Linked DNA regions of Mus musculus: region 1 is linked to region 2. A link is a loop called in an ENCODE intact Hi-C map of the cell type or tissue named here. Cell type or tissue: left cerebral cortex. All regions are shown on one strand. Each heading gives the region's core, and the rest is flanking DNA. Links, peaks and the distances in the headings are about the cores only. Region 1 holds the start of Klrb1c (killer cell lectin-like receptor subfamily B member 1C). Region 2 holds the start of Klrb1a (killer cell lectin-like receptor subfamily B member 1A).

The links. Peaks named below come from ENCODE experiments on the same cell type or tissue, not always from the same donor. Only the 100,000 strongest peaks of a DNase experiment are listed, where the experiment ranks them.
Region 1: a loop joins it to region 2, with 19 times the contacts of the local background. A loop is called at or near these places in 10 of 42 quality-filtered maps.

Annotation. Positions count from the first base shown.
Region 1 is chr6:128,784,835-128,798,958 of GRCm38, reverse strand. It overlaps Klrb1c (killer cell lectin-like receptor subfamily B member 1C), which reads left to right and starts at 10,318. Exons shown (of 6, transcript NM_001159904.1): 1 at 10,318-10,562; 2 at 12,936-13,034. The coding sequence starts at 10,334. It overlaps Gm34755 (a long non-coding RNA gene), which reads right to left and starts at 250. Exons shown (of 4, transcript XR_378057.3): 1 at 1-250. In left cerebral cortex, for the core only: no CTCF peak of the experiment used is centred there; no DNase peak of the experiment used is centred there.
Region 2 is chr6:128,614,472-128,631,914 of GRCm38, reverse strand. Klrb1a (killer cell lectin-like receptor subfamily B member 1A) reads left to right here and starts at 8,981. Exons shown (of 6, transcript NM_010737.3): 1 at 8,981-9,184; 2 at 11,565-11,663; 3 at 12,741-12,815; 4 at 13,304-13,458; 5 at 13,746-13,861. The coding sequence starts at 9,082. In left cerebral cortex, for the core only: no CTCF peak of the experiment used is centred there; DNase peaks (open chromatin) are centred at 7,300 and 8,925.

The DNA of each region.
Region 1 (14,124 bases), core at 4,667-12,666, 170 kb before region 2:
GCTGGAGAGATGGCTCAGCCGTTAAAGGCTAGGCTCACAACCAAAAATATAAGAGTTCGGTTCCCAGCACCCACGGCTGTCTCTCCAGCCACCTTTTTTGCCTTATACCACACACACAAAACACACTCCGAGTGAGCGCGCAAAATTAAACAGAAAAACCCTGTCTCGATTAAAAAAAAAAAAAAAAAAAAAAAAAAAAAAAAAAGAGGAAAAACTAAATAAATCCCGTCTCTCCTCACTAAATTGCAATTAAGACATCATTTTGTTGCCTTTAAGCAACGTAATCAATTTCAATTGATTTTTAACAGATATTTCAATTGGTTTTATCGAAACCAGCTTCAAATCTACACGTTCTCCCAAGGCTCACAGACACTCAGAGACACCGAGAACACTTCTCTAGCTACTCTGCACCATCTCTCTTCTGCCTGGTGTTTTTGACATCAACTTCAGGGTTCACAGTGTGGGCTCTCAGGGAACACCCAGCCATAGAGATCTGCACCCCCACACTTCTGCTGGTCCACACCCTGCACTTGATTTGCGCGTGCTGGCGTCTGCCCTCTTAGTCACTTAGTGTGATGACCTCTTTCACCTGGTGTGGCTTTCTGAGTACATGTCCTGGCTGGGCTCTGTGGAGTAAAATGTTTGGATGTCTCCTGAGATACAGTGGTCCCCTAACCCTCTATCCTCGCCCGTGATCAAAACCTTTAGGGGACAGAGTAATAAAGGTTCTGGATTAGCAAGTGGGTGAGGGTTTTAGAAAGGCCGAGCAAGGAAAAGAATTCCTAGTTTCCTTGTCCTGCAATGGACCCCAGGGACTCCTTGCCTTTTCCATAACAACTACAACAAAACGCCCCTCTGCTGCCTCTGGAATCGGTCAGTAACTTCAGAGAGGAAGCTGGGGTAGAAAAGGCTCCAGACAGTGCCCAAAGGATGGAGAAGGGGGAGCCGTGTTCACAGAACAGCCATGTAAGGCGGGGCTGGTGTGGGGCTGTGATACTGTTCATCCTAATTAGGTTTCAATTGTTGTGATAAAACGTCAGGGTCCAAAATAATCGAGGGTATAACTACAAATTTACAGTCAATAGCTCACCAGGAAAGGAAGCTGGGACAAGAGCTGAAGAAGACTCAGAAAAACACTGCTTCCTGGCTTGTTCCTCATGTTCCTCATGTCCTGCTCATATTTGCCTGTCTACACCCCAGGACTACCCGCCAAAGGGTGGCACAGCCCACAGAAGGATGGACTGTTTCACATCTATCACCAGTCACGAAAATGCCCCCATAGAGTTGACAATCTGATGGATGCAAAGTCTCGGCCGGGGTTCTCTCTTCCCAACTTGGTTCAAACTGACAAACCTAACAGCACACTGGTGTTTTCTCTGGGAAGACCAGCAATTCCCACCGACTCCAGCACCACCTCTTCTCTTATGACCCCGCTAGTTCTTGTCAGGGCCTGTTGGACCTGTCTTTAGGCATTTTTCTACCTGAGAACTGTCTACAGTACACATCGTGCTCACACATACCGCATAAAATACACACATACACAACGATCTTTAAAAATAGAAATGAACCAAGCAGTGGTGACACACGCCTTTAATCCCAGCACTTGGGAGGCAGAGGCAGGCAGTTTTCTGAGTTCGAGACCAGCCTGATCTAGGACAGCCAGGGCTGTATATAGAAACCCTATCTCAAAAATAAATAAATAAATGAATATCTAAATAAATAATAGAAATGAGCCAAAATGTGGGATAAAATAACACATACATAGTAAATGCATTGAATATTCTTAATGCTACCAAACTAGGGGGAAAATAGTTGAGCATTTTTAAAACTGATACTTCAATTACTTCATGCCCTGTGTTTTCCCTCTGAGGGAAATTCCCATGTTCACATAAAAAGCTGTCTGTGTTTACAACGACTTTATGAATTAACCCTTATATTTTACAAAAACTCAAATATCCCTGAGCTCATGACAAAGTAAACCAACTTTACACAGCACTGGGGAAAATGAGTGAAAAGGGAAAACGGGGTCTTCATGCCTGCACCTGCCCATTACTTCTGCTGGCTAAATGTCTGCAGCTTTCTGCCCACAGAGGTCCCTAAACTACAACCCGCTGGTCATCTTAAGTTTCCCTTAAAGCACCTTTCTGCCCAAACAGTTTCCCTTGGGCTAGCAAAATGGCCCTGTGAGGAAAGCTTCAAGCCTGGCGACCTGAGTTCACTCCCCGGAACCTACACAAAAGTGGAAGGAGAGAACCAGATACATATAGTTGTCCTCTCACCTCTAAATGTGGGCCATGGCACGTGTGACCCCCCCCCCCACACACACACCCCACCATCACCATCATCACCACCCAAAACAAAAACAACACAAAAACCCCACCCCCTTGCACTATTTTATTTAGAGAATCTGACCACAGAGCAGCGGTTTTCTGCTGGGAAATTCTAACGGCCAGCATCCTGTTCTCATTCTGCTCACACTTTACCCACCAGTTTCCTGTTAGTTTTTCCTGGCCTGTTTGCAACACTGTCTTTCTTTTAGGGTGTGAGATGCATCCTGTGTAATCCCAGCTCACGCCTCACATCTCTCCTGCCCTGGAATCTCCTGCTGTATCCAGCTGTGTTGGTGTGTGACACACAGCTGTGGAGTGCACTGTGCGTGGCTCTCAGATGCATTGCTACTGCAGGGATCCAGCCCATGGTGTTCTTAAAAAGCAAGTGTGTAAGAGCAGAAAGAGAAGGGTGCCATGGGCTGGGCTACACAGGGAAGGAGTGTCTACAGAAGGGCATGGGGTCCTGGGGTGGAGTCTGGGTTTATACCTTGATTGTGATGGAGACTCTATGATTATATATGTTCTCAAACTTCATGGAAGTGTGCAACAAATGAATGAATTATTATATATATATATTCAGTACTTATATATGTATACATATATATTCAGTACTTATATATGTATACATATATATTCAGTATACACACACACACACACACACACACACACACACACACACATATATATGTGTATGTATGTATACACACAAATATACACAACAAGGAGCCTCAGCTTAAAGTAAGGAAGAGCTGAGACAGGTCTGGATGCTTAAGCTGCCTAGGACAGGAGAAACAACCGGATCAAGCAGATTTAGAAGCAGAGGCTCCAAAGGTGGACAGTTCCTGTTCTCCTTGAAATAGGAAATGTCTTTGGATCTGTAATGGCCAGAGTTCAGAGACACCAGCAGGAGCTCTGGTTTCTCCTAAGTGAGCTCCCAGTTTGCATGCAGTGCACAGGGTGTGACAGACACTAATGGTGCTGCTGAACAGCTTTAACACTGGATCCCTAGAGTTTCTTTTCTCTTTTCCTTTTTACCCCCTGTTACTGAAAATAGATTCTTTGATCAGACAATAAATCCCCTTCCCTCTGCTCCTCTCCATTTCCCCATTCCTCCTCTCCCATCCAGATCCACTCCCTCTCTGTCTCTCCTTAGAAAAGAACTGTCTTCTTGTACAAGATAACAACAAAACACAACAAAAACAAAATAAAATAAATATATTAGGACAAAACAAAAGCCATCACATCAGATTTGCACAAGGAAACCAACAGAAGGAATAGAGCCCCAAAGCAGGCATAAGAGTCAGAGATCCACTCACTCACACACTCAGGTGTTGTGGGTTGCCCTGGTGCTGTTTGTATTTTGATGCTAATTCTGCTTCCTCAAGAGGGGCTGCCCCAGTGAGGAGTGGATCACTCAGGTGATTCCATTTGAGCCTTCTCCCCATTTTAAGTGGTCAAATAAAGGCTGGAGCCTATGACTGGGCAGTGGAAGAGAAAGGTGGGGCTGGAAATGTTAGAGAGGGAGAGAGAGGAAGGAGGAGAGAGAAACTAGGAGACAGAGGAGAGAGAGGAAGGTGAAGGAGGAGGAAGTGGAAGGAAGATGGAGCAGAACCACGTGGCCTGGAGGAGCCACAAGTAGCAAGGGATCTCCCAGCTGGGGAATGGAGTAGTGTAGTGGTGTATATATTCAATCTAGGCACACAGCTTATAAATACAATAACTGAGTTGTATGTTCTTTGCACAGGCTTATTGGGATTGGAGATTTACCACAACACTCAGGAATCCCATAAAAATACTAATCTGAAAGCTAAAATCTGTGTGCAGAGGATCTAGGGTAGAGCCACGCAGACCTGTGCTTGTTGCTGCAGGCTCTGTGAATTCATAGAGCTTTGCTCAGTTGATTTACAGGGCCGTGTTCTGCTGCTGACCTCCATGTTTCTAGCTCTTACACTCTTTCCATCTCCTCTCCCATGGGATTCTCTGAGCGCTGTAGGAAGGAATTTGCTGAAGACATTTAGAACTGCCTGTTCCAAGGCCCCTCCCCTCTGCATAATGTCAAGTTGTGGGTCTCAGTTGTCCCCATCTGCTGTGGGAGGAAGCTTCTCTGGTGATGGCTTAGTAAGGAACTGGTCTATGAATATTAGAGAATATCATCAGGAGTCATTTATTTGTCCCTATTTTTGGGGGTGGGGTGGGTTTGGGAGACTCTAATGATGACTGATTCTATTCATGGGGGCTATAGATCTGTTTAACTTGCTTATCTGATCTTGATTTAAGTTTTATATGTGGTACCTACTGAGAAAATCATTCATTTCTTTTATATTTTCCAGTTGATGGAGTACAGGTTTTTGAAGTAGGTCCTTATAGGTCTCTGGATTTCCTCCATGTCTGTTGTTATTTCCCCCTTTTTTGTTTCTGATTTCCAATACACTCTCTGCCTTTTAATTAATTTGGATAAGGGTTTGCCAAATCTTACTGATTTTCTCAAAGAACCAACTCTCTGTTATATGTTTCTTTGTGTTTGTTTGCTTCTATTTTATTGACTTCTGCCAGGAGTTTGATAATTCCTGCTGCCTACTCCTCTTGGATATGATTTTATCGTTTTGTTCCAGAGAGTTCACGTGGGCTCTTATCTCCACTCTGTTCCCACATGCAGGGTTCCACTGCAGGGCACAGCTTCTCTCCTTGTTGATTTATCACAGGTTGAGAAGTCAGGCGGTCGGTCGTTTCCTCTTGTTCTCCCTGGGGTTGAGCACTAATGGCTGCACTGTACTTACCTAGAAATGTGTGGGAAGTGCTGTTTGTTTTTTCAAGACAGGGTTTCTCTGTGTAGCCCTGGCTGTCCTGGAATTCAATCTATAAGCGTGGCTGGTCTCAAAGTTACTGACCCACCTAAGGCATGCTCTACCACTCCTGGGTTTGAGAGCACTTTTGATATATTCTGCAAAAGTGGTCAGAGGGATTGACTGGATGGAAAGGGGAGAAAGAAGAGATGCTTGCCAAGGCTGTTGTTGGTGAACTTGAAGCTGGTTTACAGCCAGTGGAAATGCAAAATGGCTGAGCTGTTGTGAAGACAGTAGGGCCCATGACTAAAGAAGCAAAGAAACAAATGGATTATTGAATATCCAATCAGTCAATGACAGACTGACTGACAGACTGAGTCAATGATAGAGAGCACCAAAGGATCCAGCAATCTGCCATGGAGTGCATATCTGAAGGATGAGAGACAGGGTTCATAGTCACTGCAGTAGGATTCACAACAGCCCAAAAGGAAGCAGCAGATAAGCTTGCTTCACCAGGGACAGATAGACAGCAAGGGTTGAGTGTATAGATCATATTCTTCAGCTTTAAGAAAGAATGGCAAGTTATGGGCCCTATGTAGGATGTGGGAAAGGTGGTATATGCCCTATGTAGGATGTGGGGCAGGTTGTATATGCCCTATGCAGGATGTGGGGCAGGAGGTATATGCTCTATGTAAGATGTGGGCCAGGTGGTATATGTCCTATGTAGGATGTGGGGCAGGAGGTATATTCCCTATGTAGGATGTGGGGCAGTGTAGGGCAGCGTGGGGGAATAAAGGGAGTGGGAGAAAACCTGCATCCTGCCAGAGTTCCAATGCTCTGGGTGGGCAGACGCCAGAGGATTGCTGCATGCTTTCCACATGGCCCCAGATGCGTGTCTGGCTGTGGGAAGCTATGAACTCAGCCCTCAGGAGGTGGACAAGGGGCAGTCCAAGGTCTCTGGGCCTCACGGAGGCCAGAGATAACAGGTTCTTAGTCTCAGGCATCCCAGACACAGCTGGACACCTCGGAAGAGCTGAGAACAAAATGGGGGCCCCCAGGGGTCGCTCGGCCATCCCCAGGGCCGAAGGGAGGAGAGGGCAGGGAGAGAGAGGGCTCTGGGTGGTTCCCATGTGGGCGAGAGTCCTTGGTCCAGTCCATGGTTAGAGTGCCTTGGGGGTGGGGGGAAGGTTAGACACAGCACTTTAGGGGAAAGAGCCATCGTTCAAGCACAGGGGGACTTGACTCTCAGAGACAGTCTATGGTTTTAGAGCTTTATTGGAGAAAGGCAGGGAGAAAGAGAGAAGATAGAAAGAGAGAGGCCGGCCATGATCACAAGCGAAAACTTCTATAATACCAGTATGGCTCTATGAGGAGAAGGGAGCCAGACACAGGACCGTCTTCAGAAGCTCCTGATCCTCTCAGTCTGGCTACTGGGGCATAAAAAACAAACAAAACAGTTACAAACAAGGTAGGAAGGTGAGAGGATTCATGCCCACAATTGTCCTCTTACCTCCACTCTGATTGTAGACTTTGGCTTCCAGAACTCCGAGAATATAAATTCCTGTTGTTTCAGCTGCCCAGACTGTGGTACTCTATGCAAATCCTAGAAAATCCAATACAGTAAGTACTCCACATCTGCTCCACAGTGCAAATAGGAATCACAGTACAAACACAGCAAATATGTCACGTGTTCACTTCGATATTTTCCCATGTCATCGCAAACAGAAGTGGGGAGGGCAGACCCTCCAGTTTTAGAGAAAATGTTTTCAGTCTACATCATGGAGAATGATGTTAGTCACTGGCTTTTAGATTTAAAATGTTTTAACACATTGATCAAGTGATTGACTGACTAGTTGTCTTTGTTGAGCAAGCATGGCACACCTGAGTCCCTTAGTGTGTTTGTGGAGGTCAGAGCACAGAGGACAGCTATGGAAGCATCCCTCTCCATCATGTGGGTCTTGACAATTGAACTCAGATCATCAGGTGTGGTGGGAGGAGCCTCTTCACATAGAGCCATCTACAGAGATGCAGTCTACTTCTGTCCTCACAGATGGGCTTTCCCTCTGACTTAATAAACTCCTCAGCAGGAGTGGTGTGTAATCTTGTCAAGTGCTGCTTCACCTCTGCATTTACTGAGGTGACCAAATAACAAATACAAAATGTCTTCCTTTTTGCTTTTATTTATATTGTTAAATAATTGTGTCCGTTCATCATTTCCTGCCTCCCATTAGTGCTTTCTCTGGGGATCTGTTAGCTCACTGAGCATGTTTAGGACAATTTCTTTTTTTTAATTCTGTCAAGCAGCTCACACATCTGTGACATCTTAGTCTATGAAGCATCATTTCAATGGGGCCATCTTTCCCTGTTTCTTTGGATCTGTGTACAATATTTTCTCCATTTGTTATTTTGCTGGTTTATTTTTATGTTATAGTTATTGTTGTTTCTTAAGACAAGGTCCCTTTACATAGTCCTGGCTGCTCTGGAACTCACTCTGCAGACCAAGCTGCCCTGTAGATCCACCTGCCCGTGCCTCCCGAATGCTAGGATCAAAGGCTTACACCACTGTGCTCAGTTCTCACGGTGGCTTAAGCATTTGCCAACCAATTCAACTGGTCCAGGCTTTACAAATGCTCTTCACCCAAGCGAACTCTTCACCAATCATCCCAAATAAAGACACTCCTCTAATAATTCCCATGTCTCACTCTCCCTAGAACCTGCCTGGGAACTGCACTTGGAACACGCTGTTTCCTTTATGTTCTGTGGGCTCCAAAACTGTGATTTGGCAGGGCAGGGTCACTACTCTCTGTGTTCTTCTTTCTGTTGTTGCCACATTGAAGACGTAAGTTTCCCTTTTCTGATCCCCTGCCCCATACACACACTATTGGCTTCTCGAGGATGGGTGGCTGAAGCTGCCTTCTTGGGCTACAGACTGAAATGGAAGTGGTGACATTCCCTCCCATACACAATCCAAGTAAGATGGCTGGATGAGTTCCCTAAGTATGAACTCTCAGAGGGTTTTATGGGCTTTTCCCTGTGTAGTAGTTATGCAGGTATTCGGCCTGTGTAGTGGTTATGCAGGTATTCGGTGCTGTTCTCTAGATTCTGTGTCAAGCACAGTGACCTCAGCTGGCTGTGCCCACAGACACATGAGACTCTGGGCACTTCTGGTCACTTCACGCCTTAGCCAGTGCCTGTTAAAGAGAACATCACACCTCAGAACTGTGACTTTTCACAAGGCCACTGTGGATTCCTAGAAGCCATAGACACCTTCAGAACTCAGTAAAACCTCTATGTCCTCAAAGCACCATTTGAATCTTCTGCTAAGAGCATCAGCCTTCTCCTTCCTGACCTTTCTAACGCATCTCCACAGTTTTCATTGGTTTCCAGGTTATTAGGTGGTTATAAGCCACCTAAATATTTGCAGAGTTTATTCACACACTCCCCACCTAAGGCTCCTGTTATCTTGGCAAAGGAAAGGGATTATGGGCAGAAACAAGCATCACTAATAAGCATTTGGGTGTGTTCTTTATATACTAAGGCTTGAGGTTCTTATATATGCTGAAATCTTTTATGTACTAAAAGTTGAATCCATTTTCATGGATTCTCTATATTTGACTGTAAAATATCATGACTAAAGATGAAAAATATTGTGTGATTGCTAAAATCTTCGGTCTAGGCAAAGCATGAAGCGTCAGGAACATAGGCAATTGAGTGCTTGCCTCAAATTCACGAGGACTGAAAAAAAAATAGATGGAGCATGGTGCAGAACCCTATGCTCAGCCTTGTGTTGAGTAAAATGGCTGTCATCAGAGACAGCTGAGGAGGCCCCACTGAGTCTTAAGTGAGCTGTGAGGCCCTCATATATAATTCCCCCTGCTTCCTTCTTCAGTGATCTTGTGGCATATGCTATGAGTGTGCACCTTCTGTCTCCTGGAACTCTCAGCCAGCTGACACCTGCACTGTCATTTAGTGATGAGTGCCTGGTACAATTCCATTCTGACCACAGAAGGTGACTTTAAGGAAGTCCTTGCTTTTCTTTATCACTTATAATGTGTGAATGTGTGACTCGGCATTAGTAGTCCTTGCTCTAAGACTCTAGGCCTGGAAACCCTTGGAGGAGTTATCACATCCCATAGACCCAAGTCCTCCACTCCCTGAGCTCTGACAGATGAAGTCCTTTCACTCAGGTGAATGATGTTACACCCACCTGGACCTTCAGGACAGGGTAGAGCCAGAGCTGCAGGTGTCGCTCCGCCCTCAGTGTTTTTCCTGTTGTGTCAGTCATGAATTCTTCCCACAGTCATGACATGTCCACATCTCACAGCTTCCTTCACAGCATGGATGTTTCAGGAGGATCTTAGAGCTTCAGCTCATGTCACGTATAACTGTGGACTTGCACATATTACTATTTATTTTTACAATAATATATTGTATCTTGATTGCTGGTAAATTGGTAAAAATCAGTCACTTAAATTTGAATTGAGGAAGAATGTTGCATTTCACTGACCCTCGGCTGCATTCACCTTGAGAGAATAACTCAAAACAAATGGTTACCAGATTCAGAACAAAAGAAGACCACATGTTACACCTTCCTTTCTTAAGACAATAACATGTAATGGGAGCAGATGCAGAGACCCACAGCCAAACATTAGGCAGAGCACAGGAGCCCCATGAAAGTGGCAGAGGAAGGACTGTGGGAGCCAGAGGCATGGAGGACACCAGGACACCAGGAGAACATGGCCCACAGAATCATCTAAGCAGGGCTCATAGGGACTCACAGAGCCTGAAGCAGCAGTCATAAAGCCTGCATGGGTCTGCACTAGGCCCTCTGCATATATGTTATGGCTGTCAGCTTGGTATTCTTCTGGAATTCCTAACAGTTGGAGTTCGAGTGTCTCTGACTCTTTTCCCTGCTCATGGGAATCTTTTCCTCCTGCTGCACTGTCTTATCCAACCCTGGTAAGAGGATTTGTGCCCAGTCTTATTGCATCTTGTTATCCTGTATTCAGTTGATGTCACTGGGAGGCCTGTTCCTTTCTGAAGGGAGACAAAGGAGCAGTGGATCTGGGGGAGCGGAGAGGAAGGGGAAGTAGGAGGAAAGGAAGGAAGGAAAGCTGTGGTCATGGTGTTTTGTATGAGGGAAGAACACAGAAAAAAAAAAAAAAGACAGTAGTGTGTAAGCTGTGTGGGTGGGACAGACAGCAAGGTCAGTCAGTAACCATGGAGAAACCCTCAGAGACAGGAATCAGTGGGTGTGGGAACAGAGCAGAGCATTCACAGAGGACTTTCTTTTGCTTATTTCACCTCAAAGGCCTTGGAGTTTGTCCCTTCTCACCACCAGTTAAGTGTTGCATCTCCTGTGAAATGGACACAGCAAGTATCTACCTCGGTTTAAAGCCACCCAGGACACTGGGGGCTTGGCATGAGTCACCCCCATCTCTTCCCCCAGGTCAGTCACTTTATTTTTCCTTGTAACATTAGAATATCTTCCAGAGTTATGATTTTTCTTACAGTTTTAAGTTATTGCTATGAAAGTGAGCAACCATCTACCAGCGCTGAAGAGTGTAGATGGCTACAACTTTGGATTAATAAAAAGCTCACTGGTTCCATCTTTAATCAGTCAGTCAGTGTGAAACTTGAGCAGGTATTCTTTTGACTTTAGCCACAAGATCCTGAAGATATTTCATATCTACAAGGAAAGAGATTCTTCTGGCAGGCAGACTCACTATAAAGCGTCTTGCCTGGTCCAGACTTCTCTGCAGAACACAAACACCACGACTCCTCTCCATGCCATTCTAGCACTGAGCACTGGAGGAGTTGAGGGATGTGGCACCCTGTTTGCCAGAAATGTGGAAGACTGATAGGAGGCATTTATGAAGGGTACCATGACTTAGGGATGGATGAAAAGAGACAGACACAGAGGCCGAAAGTATGTCTACAGTGGTCATGGTATGGTATGGAGTTCAGTGACATAACTGAGTTTCCTTATCTAAAACTGCAGTGCTTAAAATCTAGCCTGTCTATACTGTGTCAAGAATGTAAACCCACAACTCTTTAAGGCTGTTTGTCAGAAACTATAAAAAAAAATAGTTAAAAAAAAAATCAGGAAGCCGGGCATGGTGGTGCATGCCTTTAATTCCAGCACTTGGGAGGCAGAGACAGGCAGATTTCTGAGTTCGAGGCCAACCTGGTCTACAAAGTGAGTTCCAGGACCTCCAAGACTATACAGAGAAACCCTGTCTCAAAAAACTGAAAAAAAAAGAAAAAAAAAAATCAGGAAAAAAGTACAGAGAAAAAAGTCACCAAAACTGCATTATAAACTTTACATAGGGTCTGGGAAAGTGGAGGGTTTTGTTGACCAGAGGGGGATTTGAGGGGCCAGTTATGTGTGGTAGGTGCAGGCAAGTGTTTGCTTTCCCTGTTTATGATTGCAAACATGGAAGACATGACTTGAGAAGCTGAAGGTTTGGGGTTTTGTTTTCCCACTGAGTCTAGACAGCACTGCCAGTGTGTGCATGGGCTTAAGGTCATGACCTGGAGCACAGGTGGCCTCATAGGGACTGTATCCTTGAACAAAACTGACTCTCCCACTCCTAGCAGCCATCAGCTGTCAATGACTCCCCAGATGACGTTGGAACTCCATGCCCAACTCCCCCGACTACTCTGGGCCTTTACCTGACTTGAGCTTTCGAAGGTCTTGTGCAGGCTATCACAAATGGCCTGAATTCATATATGCAACTGCCCTACTGTGTCTGAAAGACAGTGTTTCATTGAAGTTGTCCACCATCTCTGGCTCTGCAGTCATTCTTTCCCCTCTTCTGTGATAATGGCAGAGCTTTGTTTTGCGGTGGGATGAGATGCAGATGTGCCACTTAGGACTGAGTACTTTATAGTCTCCTATTCCCTACTTGTTCTGGGTGGTGCACACCTATAATTCCACCACTTGGGAGGCAGAGGCAGGAAAATCAGGAGCTCAAGGTCATCTTCAGCCACACAGAGGGTTAGCAGTCAGCCTGGACTAAGGGGTAACCCTGCCTTTAAAGTGTAGGAAAGAATGCTGTGAAAACCTCATTGTATAATATGTACTTAGTGTATGCTCTCTCTCTCTCTCTCTCTCTCTCTCTCTCTCTCTCACTCTCTCTCTCTCTCTGTGTGTGTGTGTGTGTGTGTGTGTGTGTGTGTGTGTGTGTGTAAAACAATGTACATAGAGTCTGGTACTGGCCAGTTTCAGTTCCTCTATCCACTGAGGGCTTTGGAATTCAGCCAATAAGGAGGGATTAACACAACTGAAATACTGAAATATTGTCTGAAATCACAAGATGCTTCTCCTTGGATGCCACGCCTTTGATCCAAAACTGGAGATCATTGTAGACAGCAGTGAAGAAGACTTCATGTCCAGGAATAGAATCATATGTCATTAGCACTGAAAGTCATCAGTACCACAAAACTGAGCATCAAAAGCATCTCTTGATTAAAGGATCTTCCTTAGAGATGCTCTGACTCCCTTCCCAAAATAGAACATACCATTTACTTTTGGACAGCACTCAATCACATGTATCGAGATTGATTCAGCCGATGCTCCTTTGTGCATAATACGTACATAAGTATTATTCTTTCAGTCCTGCTTTATCAAAGCAAACAGCTGAACCTAACAGAGAGTTCATCTCCTGGAATTCTGCTTTAAGATGGTGGAGAAAGGCTCATATCTGCAGCCGACCCTCTACTTGAATCCAATTGTCCTTGTTAGTCAAAATCACCTTTAACTGTTAGTCCAGATGTTCTGTACTGGCTTAAATGAGTTACAAGGTTTTTAACTTCGCAGATGCCTGTCGGTGCCCACGTTCACACAGGTTGGCTCTGAAGCTCAGCTGTGCTGGGCTCATCCTCCTTGTCCTGACCCTGATTGGGATGAGTGTCTTAGGTAAGTGAGGCCAGGACTTGTGCTTCACAATCCTTCCTCTGCTTCCATCATAAATATCGGTGCCTCTTCACATGATTGGGACCCTTGGGCCTGGAGGAGGGTCAATGACGTGAGTAGGAACAGGACAGTATCCCATACCCAGTGAGAAATTTCACATTGCCTTCATGCTTCCAAATTCCTCTGAGACCCATTAGGGGCTGTTAACACAAAGGGCTCTCTAACAGGCCTGAGCATGGCAAAGATGGCACCAGCAGATTTTGTCCCCTCCCCCTCCCCCCAGCCCCCCCACCCACCCCCTGTTCCTCTCCTTTGCTAAAGCCCCCAAGGTCTATTCCCTTACTTAGCCACTTCCTTCTGCCTGATTCATTCCTGAGGCTGATCACCGAGGAGGTCCAGCATCAAGGTCCAGTAATCAAAATCCATTATTTGGCTTCCCTGACTAACATGCCAATCAGGACTTCCCAACTGAACCTGGCACAGACTTTCCCTTTTTCTCCTTAAAAACCCACTCTTGCAAAAAACACCTGTTGCTGTCTTTGCCTGATCCAGAGGCAACCAGTCTCGCAATCCCTCCAGGGTAATAAATGTCCTTTGTGCTGAGAATTTGGTGTCTGTGTGTGTTCTGAGCTGACTCCAAGCCCTTAAACTCCAATACACACACAACACACATGTACACAGAGCCTAAAATAATAAATCATAATTGTGACCAAAACAAAAACAAAGCAAACCAAAAGGCTTAAGTGTTTGGTTTATTAAGTGTCTATTAAACTAAACTCCAGCGGCACTAAGCTGTCTTCCTTGGACGGGTGCACTAGTACTCATTCTGAAGATGAGGATTCAGGCAGTGAGGGTGGGTAAGTTAAGTCTCTGTGACGCCATTGGATAATAGGTCACACTAAACAGAGGTGGGAATCCACATGTTCTGTGGTTTTCTTCTTTATTTATGTATTCTGTCTCCACACTCCTTCCTCAGCCCAGTTTGCTAAGATTTTATTCTCAGTCCAGAAGTTCAGGTTTGTTGAAATAACTTGATTTCCTGGAGTGAGAAATGAAACACCTGCTCCATCATTCATTTTAGCGTTAATCCTCT
Region 2 (17,443 bases), core at 3,584-11,583:
TAAAAGAAGGCTGTCATATAATAAATGTGTTTGCTTTGGAGGTGACATTCTCTAAGCTGGAATTTTAGGGTTGATAATAAAAGCAATATCTGTTCTGTTCTCTAATTGAGACTGAATGTGTAACCCTGGGCATGTAATGAAAACTCAAACACAATCTGTAGCACTTGGGTAATCATTTGTCTGCCTTTGATCTGTGGAACCTGTGTGAATAAAGAAGCAGCTGGGTGCTCGTCAGTCAGAGCTGTGCGATTCCCTTGCACATCTCCTGACTCACTCCCCTTCCCTCCTGATATCATCTTGTTTCCTGATAACCTCTGTGGACCCCCAAGACAGCAACGACCCTCTGCCCCTCTGCTGGGGAAGGACCCTGGCCTCCCAGTGCTCTGGGCTCAAAAGATAAATTATTTGGACAACATCCAGTTCTCCTGATTGCTTCCTGTTTGGAGGCACACGGGTTGTGTTGCCTGAAAGGTTAAAAACCTTGTTTATTGATCAGACACTCTGGACTATCAACGCTCTGTTTGTCAGTCCATAGTCCATGAGTGACAATGGGTGAGAACCCAGATTGCTCATGAGAAGACTCCAGGAGAACAGGACAAGCGTCCTGGGACCTCAGCCCTCCAAAGCAAAGCGTTGTTCTTGGAACGTGCTTTTGTGCCGCTCCCAAGTGTAGTACACAGGAGTGGGTTGACTTCAGATTACCGTTAGCTCACTTCAAATGATGTTCCCAAGCATGGGCTGTCCTCGAAGCTGTACACAGCCGGAACTCATGTGAATACACCTTGCCCTGTGATTGTATGTAGCTTCAACTCACGTGAGCCTTGCTCATAAGACCTTGCTCAACCCTCAGAATACACATACACTGTCTGATGCTCCAAGTAAAGTTGGCTATTACATGAGACTTTTGTCCTGCTCCTTCCTCGTCCAGGTTCACACTGCTAACTAGAGTCGTGACAACATTGTTCTGCATGCTGGAATGCTTCAGAGGAATATTACAGATATCTGGAAATATATTCCCTCCTCTTCCTCCTCCTCTTCCTCTTCCGTTTTCTTCTTCTTTCCAGGGTGTGTTAGCTGAGAGAAAAACTTAAAGCAGGAGGAATGTCTTTGGCCCAGCTTCAGAATTTTCAGCCCTTGTTAAAGCTGTTCCCGAGCTCAGGGAGACGCAGGATGTGATGGTGGAGAACGTGTGGCACCCGGAAGCAGAAGAGAGGTCTTTTCATGCCTTCTCTAAGTGGTTCGGGCTGAACTGGTAACACTAGGGAAGTAGGAGCAGGGAGGGCCGAGAGCAGAGACACAGCACAGGACACAGAAGAGCAGAGGCAGGGACCGCTGAGTGTAGGCAGTCGTGCTGGGGACACAGCAAGGCAGCTGCTGCTGGACAGCTGAAGAAGCAGCAGTTGATTGGTTTGTGAACAGTCAGGGAAGGAGCGAGAAGGAAGATGGGAAAGAGGACAAAGAGGGCAGAGCTGAGGTTGAAAAAGCATAAAGGGCTGTAAGGAGAGAGAGGAGAGAAATCTCGGGTCCTTGTTGCCAGAAAGAGTCCTGGAGAGCTACCAAGTCTTCATGCACAAGGGTCTTAGACCCGGGGCTGAGAGAGCTGTAACACAGGTTTCTGCCAAAGGCAGAAAGGTCAGGAGCCATGGGGTCTGTATTGAGAGCTGAGGATACTGGTAGTAGAGGTCTGCCCAATGACTGAACACTAGAGGGCGCCAATTGCTGCTGATTCCCAAATAGTCCCTTGGCTTGCTTCTTCTGCAGTCACTGAGGATAATTGCAGGGAAGCAAAAGCTGCCAGGACTGGAAATGGCAAAGCTTCTTGCCTATCCAGGTGGAGGGAAAGAACCTTCATCCAGCAGATCCCTGACATTTCCACACTCAGAGCTTAATTATCACAATAGCTTGCTGTGGACTTTGCATAGGCATGGCTCTGACCTTCCTTTACCACAAACTGCACCAGAATAGGCGGGGAGGCAGGGGTGGGGCTGGACAGGGGGCAGGGAACAAATCTGAAAACTGATGAAGAATTTGTATCCAAAGGAATATTTTAGGATAAATTAGATAATATCATTCGGCAATCTTATCATAGTCGGTAAATTATGGACAGCTTTGACTTTGGTAAGAGGATTTCTGCAATAGCCTAAATGAAAGGAATGAAGCATGAAAACAGAAATAAATGAGCACAGTTAGCAGAGACAATGAGAACTAAAGGAGGTAAGAGGGTATTAAGCTACCTGTCAGACACGATAAAGCAACGGAAAGGGTAAGAGTTAAATAACTATGAAATCTGACATGTATACACCTGGTATTTCTGAAGAACACACAGCACAGAAGTTTAACACTCATACGGGAAAGCTTCACAGAAAATAACTTGAGAAGTCAAGGGAAAATGCATGCTGAGGAAATCCCTTGCTTCCTGTGTAAACAGGGGTAACTCTCACAGCTAAGGGGTGATAGGAGGTTTCAGAAATTATTTGCATTTGCCCCTCATGTGAGCTCACCATAAATATAAATAAAATGCATTTGTCTATATAATTTTTTATCTGGTTGTATACTCACAACCTAGAACCGTTGGTCACCCGTCTGGGACTTCCTGTGTTTCAGGTACATTCTCTACTGTCACTCCATTCCTAACAGCACAACCATCCATCCACACAACATCACACTCACACACACACACACACACACTCACACACACACACACAACACACACACACACCCACACACACACACACACACACACTGCATACACACACACACACACACAGACACACACACACACACATACACACATACACATACACACATACACAGACACACACACACACACACACACACACACACACACCTGCCTTTGCTTTTAATTCCAGGAGTCCAGCTTCATATGCACATAGTCTCACATGATGTGTATTCTATACTTCAGTTCTTACATGCAACCCTCCCAACAGATAGTGAGGCTTGTGTGTAGAGACGCTGACCACCTAATAAGGGGGCCATATTGTCTAGGAAAGGGAGTGTTGGGGTTCAAGAATTGCCTCACAAACCACAAGGACACCCATCTCAGTCAGGCTGGGAGAGTTATTGAGCATATGCCCCAGGGCTGGCCAACCTGGGCCATGGTCCAGTTTCAGGAACTGAACTGGACCCTGAGTTAAGATCCTACAGGGTTGTTAATCCCCAAATCCACAAATATCTGTGTTATTTCACCAACCAGGTCTTAGGGGATTTCCTAAGGAACATGTCTTGGTTGTACATTTATCCTGCTCCCATTATCGGGGTATTCAACTGTAGCAAGGGACTTGCCTTATCTAAAATTCATGTCCTGTCTTGTCTACCAGGATGGGATATATCTAACATCCATGTCTTAACTTACCAACCAGGATGTCAATTACCCATGTACATGTCCCTTTCTGCCATGTAGGATGTCAGTTCCCAGGGAGTTCTTGGGGGCTTTAATTTTACTGGACCACTACTCAAAATGGAAGTCTTATTCCAAATAGGGTTTTTATATTGGTGCAGGTGTCTCTCTTATGTTGGGGTCCACCCCAGGGGCAGCTTTTACCATAAAAGCTTATGTATAGATGCAGGATGTGCTGTTGTGTGGTTGGTTCAGGTTGAAGCTTGTTGTAGATAACCATACAAAACAGTTCTCCTGACTTCTATCATGACTGGTTTCCAAGAGCACAGAACATAACAGAATATGCCAACCTTGGCATTAGAAAATTTTCTAGTAACAGCAGAAACATATGAGAAAGTTTTCTTTTAATAGCAGGCTGGCCAGGAACAGTTACCTAGGCCTTAATATTTTACCTAAGCCTTAACAGGGGGACTTGAAGAAGAGTGAATTCCAGGGCTGTGTCCCCTTCCTTTCCCCATCTACGATCTTTGTTTTTTACAACAGAATTATAGAACCATTTGTTACAGAAATAAACAAAATCGATGTTCATAGACTCCACACAGGTGCTAATAGGCCTGTTAGTACTTTAAATGGTTACTGTGTCTACTGACCATAATTACAAAAACCTGCTTTTTTGGAGACCTTTGCGGTTGGTATTTCCTGTGCACAGAGACAACTGGTCTGCTCTTGTTTGCAGTGGAAAATTCTGAGCCTTGACTATTAAAGGCTTTTAGCAAGTGTCTTATTTCATCATGATTTTGAAAGTTTTATGAGTACTGCTGTCATTTATTCTAGGAAAAGTCAGGAAGAGTGCTTCCTGTGCAGAAGAGTTTGCCTTAAAGTCTGATGGTAATCGATGGTTTTCTTGGTGTTTAGAAGTCATGAGTCTTTGCTATTTGTCCTGCAACCATCCATTCAGCTATGATATTCAGTCACACACACACAGACATTTAGAGCTGGCTCAAAGGGTGACAGCACTGACAGCCACATCTGATGAGCAGAATTTGATCACTAAAACTCACAGGGTGGATGGAGAGAACCAATTCTTGTGAGTTCACATGTCATAGCATGTGCACACACACACACATACACACACACACACACACACACACACATACACATATTAAATACACAAATGTTCTAGAGTGTTAACAATAAAAAAAGCCTTGATGCCTCCAAATAAAACTGTAATGAAGACAGAGTCTTGGTTCATTAGCTAAAATGGAGCTTTTGAGTTTTACCCTAATCTACTATGACTGATAACATAAAGATTTGGGCACAGATACAGGGGAGGGGAGGTGGGAATAGAGAAACAAGAAGATCGCTTTGAGATCACGAGGGAGGCCTCTGATGAAATCAACTTTGAGAACACTCTGATTGTAGACTTTGGCTTCCAGAACTCTGAGAATATAAATTCCTGTTGTTTCAGCTGCCCAGACTGGGGTACTCTTTATGCAAATCCTAGAAAATCCAATACAGTAAGTACTCCACATCTGCTCCACAGTGCAAATAGGAATCACAGTACAAACACAGCAATTATGTCACGTGTTCACTTCGATATATATCCGTCATCATGAACAGAAGTGGGGAGGGCAGACCCTCCAGTTTTAGAGAAAATGTTTTCAGTCTACATCATGGAGTATGATGTTCGTCACTGGCTTTTAGATTTAAAAATGTTTTAACACATTGATCAAGTGAATGACTGACTAGTTGTCTTTGTTGAGCAAGCATGATACACCTGAGTCCCTTAGTGTGTTTGTGGAGGTCAGAGCACAGAGGACAGCTGTGGAAGCATCCCTCTCCATCAGATGAGTCCTGACAATTGATCTCAGATCATCAGGTGTGGTGGGAGGAGCCTCTTCGCATAGAGCCATCTCTGCAGTCTACTACTGTCCTCACAGATGGGCTTCCCCACTAATTTGATAAACTCCTCAGCAGGAGTGGTGTGTAATCTTGTCAAGTGCTGCTTCACCTCTGCATTCACTGAGGTGACCAAATATCAAATACAAAATGTCTTCCTGTTTGCTTCTATTTATATTGTTAAATAATTGTGTTCGTTCATCATTTCCTGCCTCCCATTAGTGCTTTCTCTGGGGATCTGTTAGCTCACTGAGGATGTTTAGAACTTTTTTTTTTTTAAATTCTGTCAAGCAGCTCACACATCTTTGACATCTTAGTCTATGAAGCACCATTTCAATGGGGCCATCTTTCCCTGTTTCTTTAGATCTGTGTACAATATTTTCTCCATTTGTTATTTTGCTGGTTTATTTTTAGGTTGTTGTTGTTTCTTAACACAAGGTCCCTCTACATAGCACTGACTGTTCTAAAACTCACTCTGTAGACCAGGCTGGCCTTGAACTCACAGAGATCCACCTGCCTCTGCCTCCCAAGTGCTGGCATCAAAGGCTTAAGCCACTATGCCCAGTTCTCACAGTGGCTCAAGCATTTGAAAACTAAGTCACATGCTCCAGGCATTGCAAATGCTCTTCACCCAAGGGAACTCTTCACCAATCAGCCCAGGTGGAAATAAAGACACTCCTCTAATCGTTCCCATGTCACTCTCCCTAGAACCTGCCTGGGAACTGCACTTGGAACTTGCTGTTTCCTTTATGTTCTGTGGGATCCGAAACTGTGATTTGGCAAGGCAGGGTCACTAATGTCTGTGTTCTTCTTCCCATTGTTGCCACAGAAAAGAAGTTTCCCTTTTCTGATCCCCTGCCCCATACACACACTATTAGTTTGGCTATTTAAATTGGCTTCTCGAGGATGGGTGGCTGAAGCTGCCTTCTTGGGCTACAGACTGAAATGGAAGTGGTGACATTCCCTCCCATCCACAATCCAAGTAAGATGGCTGGATGAGTTCCCCAAGCATGAACTCTCAGAGGGTTTTATGGGCTTTTCCCTGTGCAGTAGTTATGCAGGTATTCGGCCTGTGTAGTAGTTATGCAGGTATTCGGCCTGTGTAGTAGTTATGCAGGTATTCGGCCTGTGTAGTAGTTATGCAGGTATTCCGTGCTGTTCTCTAGATTCTGTGTCAAGCACAGTGACCTCAGCTGGCTGTGCCCACAGACACATGAGACTCTGGGCACTTCTGGTCACTTCACACCGTAGCCAGCGCCTGTTAAAGAGAACATCACACCTCAGAACTGTGACTTTTCACAAGGCCACTGTGGATTCCTAGAAGCCATAGACACCTTCAGAACTCAGTAAAACCTCTATGTCCTCAAAGCACCATTTGAATCTTCTGCTAAGAGCATCAGCCTTCTCCTTCCTGACCTTTCTAACGCATCTCCACAGTTTTCATTGGTTTCCAGGTTATTAGGTGGTTATAAGCCACCTAAATATTTGCAGAGTTTATTCACACACTCCCCACCTAAGGCTCCTGTTATCTTGGCAAAGGAAAGGGATTATGGGCAGAAACAAGCATCACTAATAAGCATTTGGGTGTGTTCTTTATATACCTTTGCTTGGGGTCCTTATATATGCTGAAATTTTTGTGTACTGAAAGTTGAGACTATTTTCATGAATTCTCTACATTCGATTGTAAAATATCATGACCCAAGATGGGAAATTCTGTTTTATTTAGATTTAGTTGCGAAAATCTTTAGTCTAGGAAAAGTATGAAAGGTCAGCAACATAGGTGAAGGGGTGCTTGCCTCAAATTCATGAGGCTCGAAGGTCAACTCCCAGCACTACAAAAAAAATAAATAGATGGAGCATGGTGCAGAACCCTGTGCTCAACCTGGTGTTGAGTAAAATGGCTGACGTCAGAGATGGCTGAGGAGGCTCCACTGAGTCTTAAGTGAGCTGTGAGGCCCTCAGATATACATCCCCTTGCTTCCTTCTTCACTGGTCTTGGCGGATGCGTCTGAGCACTCTGCGATGAGTGTGCACCATCTGTCTCCTGGAACTCACAGCCAGCTGACAGCTGCAAAGCTCTGTAATTGTGAGGACTTGGTATAATTTCACTCTGACCACAGAAGGAGACTTTAAGGAAGTCCTTGCTTTTCTTCTTCACTTGTAATGTGTGAATGTGTGACTTGGCATTAGTAGTCCTTGCTCTAAGACTCTAGGACTGAAAACCCTTGGAGGAGTTATCACATCCCATAGACCCAAGTCCTCTACTACCTGAGCTCTGACAGATGAAGTCCTTTCACTCAGGTGAATGAAGTTACATCCCCGTGGACCTTCAGGACAGGGCAGAGCCAGAGCAGCAAGTGGGGCTCTGCCCTCAGTGTTTTTCCTGTTGTGTCAGTCATGAATTCTTCCCACAGTCATGACATGTCCACATCTCACAGCTTCCTTCACAGCATGACTGTTTCAGGAGGATCTTAGAGCTTCAACTCATGTCACATATAACTGTGGACTTGCACATATTACTATTTATTTTTACAACATAGCATAGTATATTGTTGTATCTTGATTGCCAGTAAATTGGTAAAAGAAGTCACTTAAGTTTGAATTGAGGAAGAATGTTGCATTTCACAGACCCTGGGCTGCATTCACCTTGAGAGAATTGTGGGAAGCCACATGTGCCGTTGCAAGGTGGCACTGGCTTCCGCTGGCCACCACGCATACATAGGCAGTAAAGTTTTTTGCCAAGATGAGGTTTTGAGAATTAACCAATCAGATGAGAGAGAAGCTAGCCAATCAGATGAGAGTCAAGTTAACCAATCAGATGTGAGAAATGCAAATGAGGTGGTAAGCATAACCCATGCATAACCAATCCGGGTGTGAGACACACCTCTCCTAGGCCTATATAAGCAGCACCAGTTCTGGGCTTGGGATCTCTTTGCCTCTGCTATCAAGCTCTCCCAATAAACTTGTGCAGAAGGATCCTGTTGCAGCATCGTTCTTGCTGGTGAGTCGGGCGCACGCAAGAGAGAATAACTCAAAACAAATGGTTACCAGATTCAGAACAAAAGAAGACCACATGTTACACCTTCCTTTCTTAAGACAATAACATGTAATGAGAGCAGATGCAGAGACCCACAGCCAAACATTAGGCAGAGCTCAGGAGCCCCATGAAAGTGGCAGAGGAAGGATTGTGGGAGCCAGAGGCATGGAGGACACCAGGAGAACATGGCCCACAGAATCATCTAAGCAGGGCTCATAGGGACTCACAGAGCCTGAAGCAGCAGTCATGAAGCCTGCATGGGTCTGCACTAGGCCCTCTGTATATATGCTATAGCTGTAAGCTTGGTGTTTTTCTGGAATTCCTAACAGTTGGAGTTCAGGTATCTCTGACTCTTTTCCCTGCTCATGGGAATCTTTTCCTCCTACTGGACTGTCTTATCCAGCCCTGGTAAGAGGGTTTGTGCCCTCTTATTGCATCTTGTTATCCTGTATTCAGTTGATGTCACTGGGAGGCCTGCTCTTTTCTGAAGGGAAACAAAGGAGCAGTGGATGGGGGAGTGGAGAGGAAGGGGAACTGGGAGGAAAGAAGGGAGGGAAGGCTGTGGTCAGAGTGTTTTGCGTGGGAGAAGAATAAAGAAAAGAAAAAAGACAGCAGTGTGTAAGCTGTGTGGGCAGGACAGACAGCAAGGTCAGTCGGTAACCATGGAGAAACCCTCAGAGACAGGAGTCAGTGGGTGTAGGCACAGAGCAGAGCATTCACAGAGGACTTCCTTTTGCTCACTTCACCCCAAAGGCCTTGGAGTTTGCCCCTGCTCACCAGTTCAGTGATGCATCTCCTATGCACAATGGACACAGCAAGGGTCTACTTTGGTTTAAAGCCACCCAGGACTCCAGGGGCTTGGCATGAGTCACCCCCATCTCTTCCCCCAGGTCAGTCACTTTATTTTTCCTTGTAGTATTAAAATATCTTCCAGAGTTATGATTTTCTTACAGTTTTAAGTTATTGCTATGAAAGTGAGCAACCATCTACCAGCGCTGAAGAGTGTAGATGGCTACAACTTTGGATTAATAAAAAGCTCATCGGTTCCATCTTTAATCAGTCAGTCAGTGTGAAACTTGGGTAGGCATTCCTTTTGTCTTTAGCTACGGGCCCTGAAGAAAGGATATTTTACATCTACAAGGAGAAAGTAAGGCAGACTCACTATAAAGCATCTTGCCTGGTCCAAACTTCTCTACAGAACACAAACACCACGACTCCTCTCCGTGCCATTCTAGCACTGAGCACTGGAGGAGTTGAGGGATGTAGCACCCTGTTTGCCAGAAATGTGGAAGACTGATAGGAGGCATTTATGAAGGGTACCATGACTTAGGGATGGATGAAAAGAGACAGACACAGAGGCCAAAAGTATGTCTACAGTGGTCATGGTATGGTATGGAGTTCTGTGACATAACTGAGTTTCCTTATCTAAAACTGCAGTGCTTAAAATCTAACCTTTCTATACTGTGTCAAGAATGTGAACCCACAACTCTTTAAGGCTGTTTGTCAGAAACTAGTTTTAAAAAATAGTTTGGAGGGCTGGTGAGATGGCTCAGTGGGTTAGAGCACCCGACTGCTCTTCTGAAGGTCCAGAGTTCAAATCCCAGCAACCACATGGTGGCTCACAACCATCCGTAACGAAATCTGACTCCCTCTTCTGGAGTGTCTGAAGACAGCTACAATGTACTTACATATAATAAATGAATAAATCTTTAAAAAAAATAGTTTGGAAAAAAGTACAAAGAAAAAAGTCACCAAAACTGCGTTATAAACTTTACATTGTTTCTGGGAAAGTGGAGGGTTTTGTTGATCAGAGTGGGATTTGAGGGAGCCAGTTATGTGTGGTAGGTGCAGGCAAGTGCTTGTTTTCCCTATTTATGACTGCAAACATGGAGAAGGGACTTGAGAAGCTAAAGGTTGGGGTTCTGTTTTCCCACTGAGTCTAGTCAGCTCTGCCAGTGTGTGCATGGTTTTTGGGTCATGCCCTGGAGCACAGGTGGCCTCTTAGGAACTGTATCCTAGAACAAAACTGACTCTCCCACTCCTAGCAGCCATCAGCTGTCAATGACTCCCCAGATGACATTGGAAGTCCATACCCAACTCCCCCCACCATGCTGGACCTTTGCCTGACTTGAGTTTTTGAAGGTCTTGTGCAGGCTATTACAAATGGCATGAGTTCATATGTGCAACTGCCCTGCTGTGTCTGAAAGACAGTGTTTCATTACAGTTGTCCACCATCTCTGACTCTGCAGTTATTCTGTCCCCTCTGCTGTGATGATGGCAGAGCCTTGGTTAGGGATGGGATGAGATGCAGATGTGCCACTTAGGGCTGAGTACTTCATAGTCTCTTATTCTCTACTTGTTCTGGGTGGTGCACACTTATAATTCCATCACTTGGGAGGCAGAGGCAGGAGAATCAGGAGCTCAAGGTCATCTTCAGCCACACAGAGTTAGCAGTCAGCCTGGACTGAGGAGTAACCCTGTCTTAGAAACATAACAGAGCACAACAAAAAGAAATTTTGAAAGTACTCTATTTAAGGAAGGAACACTGTGAAAGCTACAGTCAGATTGTATTTAGTGTATGCTTAATGTGTGTGCATGGGTGTGTATATATAGAGGCTGGTGCTAACCACAGTTTCAGTTCATCTAACCATTAGGGTGTTTGGAATTCAGCCAATAAGGGGGGACTAACACAACTGAAATACTGAAATACCGTCTGAAATCACAAGTTGCTTCCCCTTGGATATCACGCCTTTGATTCAAAATGGAGATCATTGTAGACAACAGTGAAGAAGACTTCATGTCCAGGAATAGAATCATATGTCATTAGCACTGAAAGTCATCAGTACCACAAAACTGAGCATCAAAAGCATCTCTTGATTAAAGGATCTTCCTTAGAGATGCTCTGACTCCCTTCCCAAAATAGAACATACCATTTACTTTTGGACAGCACTCAATCACATGTATCGAGATTGATTCAGCCAATGGACAGCACTCAATCACATGTATCGAGATTGATTCAGCCGATGCTCCTTTGTGCATAATACATACATAAGTATTATTCTTTCAGTCCTGCTTTATCAAAGCAAACATCTGAACCTAACGGAGAGTTCATCTCATGGAATTCTGCTTTAAGATGGTAGAGAAAGTCTCATATCTGCAACCGACCCTCTACTTGATTCCAATTGTCCTTGTTAGTCAAGACCACCTTTAACTGTTAGTCCAGATGTTCTGTACTGGCTTAAATGAGTTACAAGGTTCTTAACTTCGCAGATGCCTGTCGGTGCCCACGTTCACACAGGTTGGCTCTGAAGCTCAGCTGTGCTGGGCTCATCCTCCTTGTCGTGACCCTGATTGGGATGAGTGTTTTAGGTAAGTGAGGCCAGGGCTTGTGCTTCACAATCCTTCCTCTGCTTCCATCATAAATATCGGTGCCTCTTCACATGATTTGGCCCCTTGGTCCTGGAGGAGGGTCAATGACGTGAGTAGAAACCGGACAGTATCCCAAACCCAGTGAGAAATTTCACATTGCCTTCATGCTTTCAAATTCCTCTAAGACCCATTAGGGGCTGTTAACACAAAGGGATCTCTAACAGACCTGAGCATGGCAAAGATGGCACCAGCAGATTTTGTCCCCTTTCCCCTCCCCCCAGCACCCATTCCTCTCCCTTGCTAAACCCCCCACGTCTATTCCCTTAGCCACTCCCTTTTGCCTGATTCCTTCCTGAGATTGATCACTGAGGTCCAGCATCAAAGTCCAGTTATCAAAATCCAATATTTGGCTCCTCTGGCTAACATGCCAATCAGGACTTCCCAACTGAACCTGGCACAGACTTCCCCTTGTTCTTCATAAAAACCCATTCTTGCAAAAATCACCCGCTGCTGTCTTTGCCTGATCCAACGGCAACCAGTCTCACAATCCCTCCAGGGTAATAAATGTCCTTTGTGCTGAGAACTTGCTGTCTGAGTGTATTCTGAGCTGACTCCAAGTCCCCAGACTCCAACACACATGTACACAGAGCCTAAAAATATAAATCATATTGTGACAAAAACATAACAAGGCAAACTAAAAGGCTCTGGTGTTGGTTTATTAAGCATCTATTAAACTAAACTCCAGCAGCACTAAGCTGTCTTCTGTGGAGGGGGTGCTTATACTCATTCTGAAGATGAGGATTCAGGCAGTGAGGGTGGGTAAGTTAAGTCTCTGTGACACCATTGGATAATAGGTCACACTAAACAGAGGTGGGAATCCACGTGTTCTGTGTTTTTCTTCTTTGTTTGTATATTGTCTCCACACTCCTCCCTCAGCCCAGTTTTCTAATATTTTATTCTCAGTCCAGAAGTTCAGGTTTGTTGAAATAACTTGATTTCCTGGAGTGAGAAATGGAGCATACCTGTTCCACCATGCATTTTGGCGTTAATCTCTCTCTGTGTTTTCTCATTTATCAGTGCGAGTCCTAATACAAAAACCATCAATAGAAAAATGCTATGTGCTTATTCAAGAGAACCTGAATAAAACAACAGGTAATTTTTTGTGCCTTGTATTTTGCAAGAATACTAGCTATTTACCAGGGGTTACTTACAGTCAGCTAAGGCTTACAACAACCATCTCTGAACATGCTATATCACCATATCTTATGTTAGAGAAAATTGCTGCATAGAAACTTGTTGAGGGTCTCATAATTGGTAGTTGATAAGGCTGGTAGCATCTTTGAAACTATGTGACCTTGAAGCTTGAGATCTCAACCACTTGGCCATACTGCCTAGGGATGCTAGCATACTTGATCATTAACTTAAGAAAACGCTGTGTCAAACAGTTAACTCTGTTTAATGTATACTAATAGAAAAAAGTATATTCCTTGTTATTTATAATTCTTTGATGTGTCATAACAGTAATCTTGTTCCTGTACATGTTAATAAAAGTGTGTGTTAGTAAAGCAACTAATGTGTGTAACCAGCTGTGGTGCAGCAAGAACAGGGTAGAAATACACCATGTCTTCCTCTCGCTTCAGATTGTTCAGCTAAGCTAGAGTGCCCACAAGACTGGCTTTCACACCGAGATAAGTGCTTTCACGTTTCTCAAGTTTCCAACACTTGGGAGGAAGGTCTAGTTGATTGTGATGGAAAAGGAGCCACTTTGATGCTCATTCAAGACCAAGAAGAACTGGTAAGATGTCCAATACAATAGAGACATTAGCATGTTCTTCTAAGAAAGTGGAGACTTTGCATTATGGAAGCTCATAGTCTGAGAGACTAATTGCACATGTGAGCCAAAAACTACATGTGTAAGGTGAGTGTCCTTTGGATCATAAATATGGGGCACAGATTTCACAAAGGAGGAAGAACTATCTGTGTTGGGGACTCAGGATGGGTACAGGTTTCAGGAGGCTGATAGAATGTGAATCACCAATACACAGACTCAGGGTTAAGTCCTCTGCTCTGTTTTGATTGTAGAGATTCCTACTGGACTCAATAAAGGAAAAATACAATTCATTTTGGATTGGACTAAGGTACACATTGCCAGACATGAACTGGAAGTGGATAAATGGATCGACTTTAAATTCTGATGTGTGAGTACTAGAGGAGGTAACTTGAATATTAATTTCAGGTCAGAACAGTGTAGGGCTCTAACACTGACAGTATATGAACAATCTGAAAATATGATTCCAAATGTGAAATTTTCCATGTATGAAAAGATACCAGCATTTTATGATTTTGTATGTATGTGTGTATATTTGTATGTATGTATATATGTATGTATGTATGTATGTATGTATACAATGACGTTCTAAGGCCCGGGGACTAGACAAAAAAAAGAACTTTGGAGAAGATGTGCTTTGTTTTTTGTTTGTTTGTTTGTTTACTTAATCACTTTACATCTTGCTCACTGCCCACCTCCAGGTCACCCCCTCCCACAATCCTTCCCCACCCCTTCTTCTTCTCTGAGTATCCTTGTAACATTGCGCCAGCAAAACTCACTCGGACAACCAGATCCTTCTACGGCAAAGCTTTATTGCTTACTTCTCAGGAAGATCCCGAACCCGGAAAATGGAGCTGCTTACATACCCCTCTGTGTGACGTGTCAGCTCCTGATTAGCTGCTCACCCATCACCCCACTATTACACCCCGGGATGGGCAGTGACTTGGCATGAATTTACTCCAGCACCTGCGCACATTGCTTGTTTACTAGTTAGGCACTGAGGAAGCCAGCGCCATCTTGTAATGGCGATTGTTCACGGCTCTCCACGTCTCCCCCTTTTTATTTTATTAAAATTTGAGGCTGGTCTAGGCCTCTGCAGTTATGTCCATCTGCTGTGGCTCCTGTCTTAGGTCGTTCCTCCAATGTCACAGCCTTTCCCGTCATAGGGTAGCCCTATCGCCACCGGGTCCCGTGTCTTAGGTTGGTCTGTACATGAGGAAAGTTGCCTGTCTCTGGATACTGCAGTACTGTGTGACAGTAACTGCTAAATGATCTAGGGTGAACTCTATAAAAGAGGCCAGCCAAAAAACAAATTAGTAAACCTCAGCGATGTGCAAGTACTGAGCAATGAGCATTGAGTCTCTCACATCCCAGTGCAATGGATCCACAAATCTGTGGGATGCAATAGCAGAGAACTCAGATGCCATTTAGGTCTTAAGCATGGACAGCCAAATTTCAGGGGAGGCCCCTTGTTCAATGGCTGCAAGTGCCTGAGCAATAACGACCTTGTCACAGTTTTGTTGGGTTCTGAGCTTCCAAACTAACCAGAGCATAAACACAAGTCCACAGCAGATGGCAGCAGCAAATAAAACTACCCCCACCCGTTCCTTAAAATAAGAAAATGCAGATGAAATCTAGGAGGAGAGACCCTCTGTCAATGACAGGTCCACTCGTGTCGAGTTGATCTTTAGAACGGCTGCTCTCAGGGCCGCATCTCATCGAATCCTTCAGACCAATTTCCTGCAAGATATAGAAAAAGCTGCCTAGACAGATTAGCTGCACGAGTAAATTTTTCATATTGAACACTAGTAATACACAGAGCACCTAATTTCACACAGAGCACCTAATTTTCTTTCACAGCCCAACTGGGCCAACTGGTATAGAACACTTATCTGTTTCTCAACCAGATCGAGGCACTGATTCAAAATCATCAGCCTTCCCTTCAGCTGGGCACTAGCACCTGCCTCATTACTTAGAATCCATTGGTAATATGGCCAAATATTTTCTTTTTCTGTAGCATCTCCTTTATCATTCATTACAGCAAACTCCAATGGAGGTGACAAAATAAAACCCTTTGCTATTTCTTTCCAAGGAAAATTTTTTGATTGACAAGGTGAAAAAGCTATAGGAAATGCAAGGTCCGGATGACACCAAGGCATGCTGCGTATAGCAGTAGCATTGTCAACAGGCCATCGTGATCTTATGGGAATAGTCACATTTCCCTTTATCATAATCGTAGTGATATTTATAGGTGAAGTTACATTATTTTCAACATCACTTGATCCTGATTGTGCTCCTTGAGCAACTTGCGTTAAAGCATTAAATAACACTCCAGAGCTCACTTTATTTTGGCTAATGGAATCTGCCCAATTAGAGATAATCTTTTTCTTTAAAAATATTCAGTTGTCAAAAACAAAGGCAAGGTAGAAGAATTGGAATGTACCGGTAAAGGTACTGGCCATGATCTTACTATGGCCCACAAAGGTATACTTATCCTGGTCTCAATCATCAGGAGTAAGAATAACAGGCTCATCTTGAGATTCATCTTGCTCTTTCACTGTCCTTGTCAGTCGCGTCGGGACCCAAAGTGGATTTTCTTCACCCTGTGGAAAAAGCACAAATATCTCCCCGGGATCTGATTAAGATAGGATCTGGGTCATACCATTTATTATCAAGGACATTCTTCTACTTGACCATTTCATTGAGCAGTTGAGGCCATTGTCCGTGCCTTTCAGCTGGTGATCTCCCAGCATTATCCAGTTTTAAGAAATTAAGAGTAACTATTATAAGGGATAGAGCCATCTTTGGCATCATAGCCTTTATCCCCCCTTTTTGTTTTTGTTTTTTAAAGAAGTTTTAATTCTCCTAGTTACCTAATGACCGGTTTGATATAGAGGCCTTCATATACATTCCGTGTCCTCCCCAGGACATAGCCTGTGGGAGTCTGTTGCCTTGATGCCAGTTGTAGGTCATGAATGTTTCTGACTAACAAGAACAGAACATTTGTTTCGAGGGTGGCTTTTCAGCCCAGTCATATATACTATTTAGATTTACAAAATAAACAGCTAGGACTTATCTGTTTAGTCTTTCTTGCCAGTGGCTAACTTCAGCTTAGGAATTTCTCCCTTGAATAGGAGTCAGGTAATAATGTACGTGTTCTAATATGTTGAATATAAAAGGGGTGCTCACGCATCAAAATACAATCTTATATTTTCATCAAAATTTTAAATACTGAACTGTTAGTCAGTTTTAATATAACATGAACAGTGACTAATTACCTTTTAATTGCTTCTCTTGAAGAGAGATTGTAACTAGAATGCTTGAAAAGTCATTATAGTCACTTGTGTATAATTTATTTATTTATTAATCAGAAATTAGAGAAAATTTTTAAGTTGTCTCTGTAAATAACTATCTTCTAAAACCCAAATAAATATAAGAATCCTGAGTTTGTATCTTTTCAGGAGCTATCTGTAATCTTTATTAGTTAAAGCTTTATGTAAACCTCTATAACACAAAAGCAAATCCTGGGGGTCTTTTCCAGGCAACTTAGGACAATTTCTTAACTGCCCAAAAACAATTTTCTTAAAGAAACAGTATTTTTTCTTATAAGTTGCATAAGCAATTGCAAGCTCTGAGATATAATATTGACTATTAATATACAACTTAAAGTTTGATTGTTCAACATTTTTAAACACCATCTTCAGCACACAATTTAATTATCTGTGCTGAAACAGGAGGAAACTCAAAAGAATAATCATGTGATTTAATTCACATATACTTTTCTCTCATATAAAGGCTATTTTTTAAACACAGTAAATGGAATGCATGCATGCATGAATTTATAAATTTTTAACTTATCTTAGGATAATGATTATCAATTTTACTTTATATGATGGTATGCAATAAATCAAACATCAATATTCTGCAATAACCAAATTAATGGCTGTTTGGA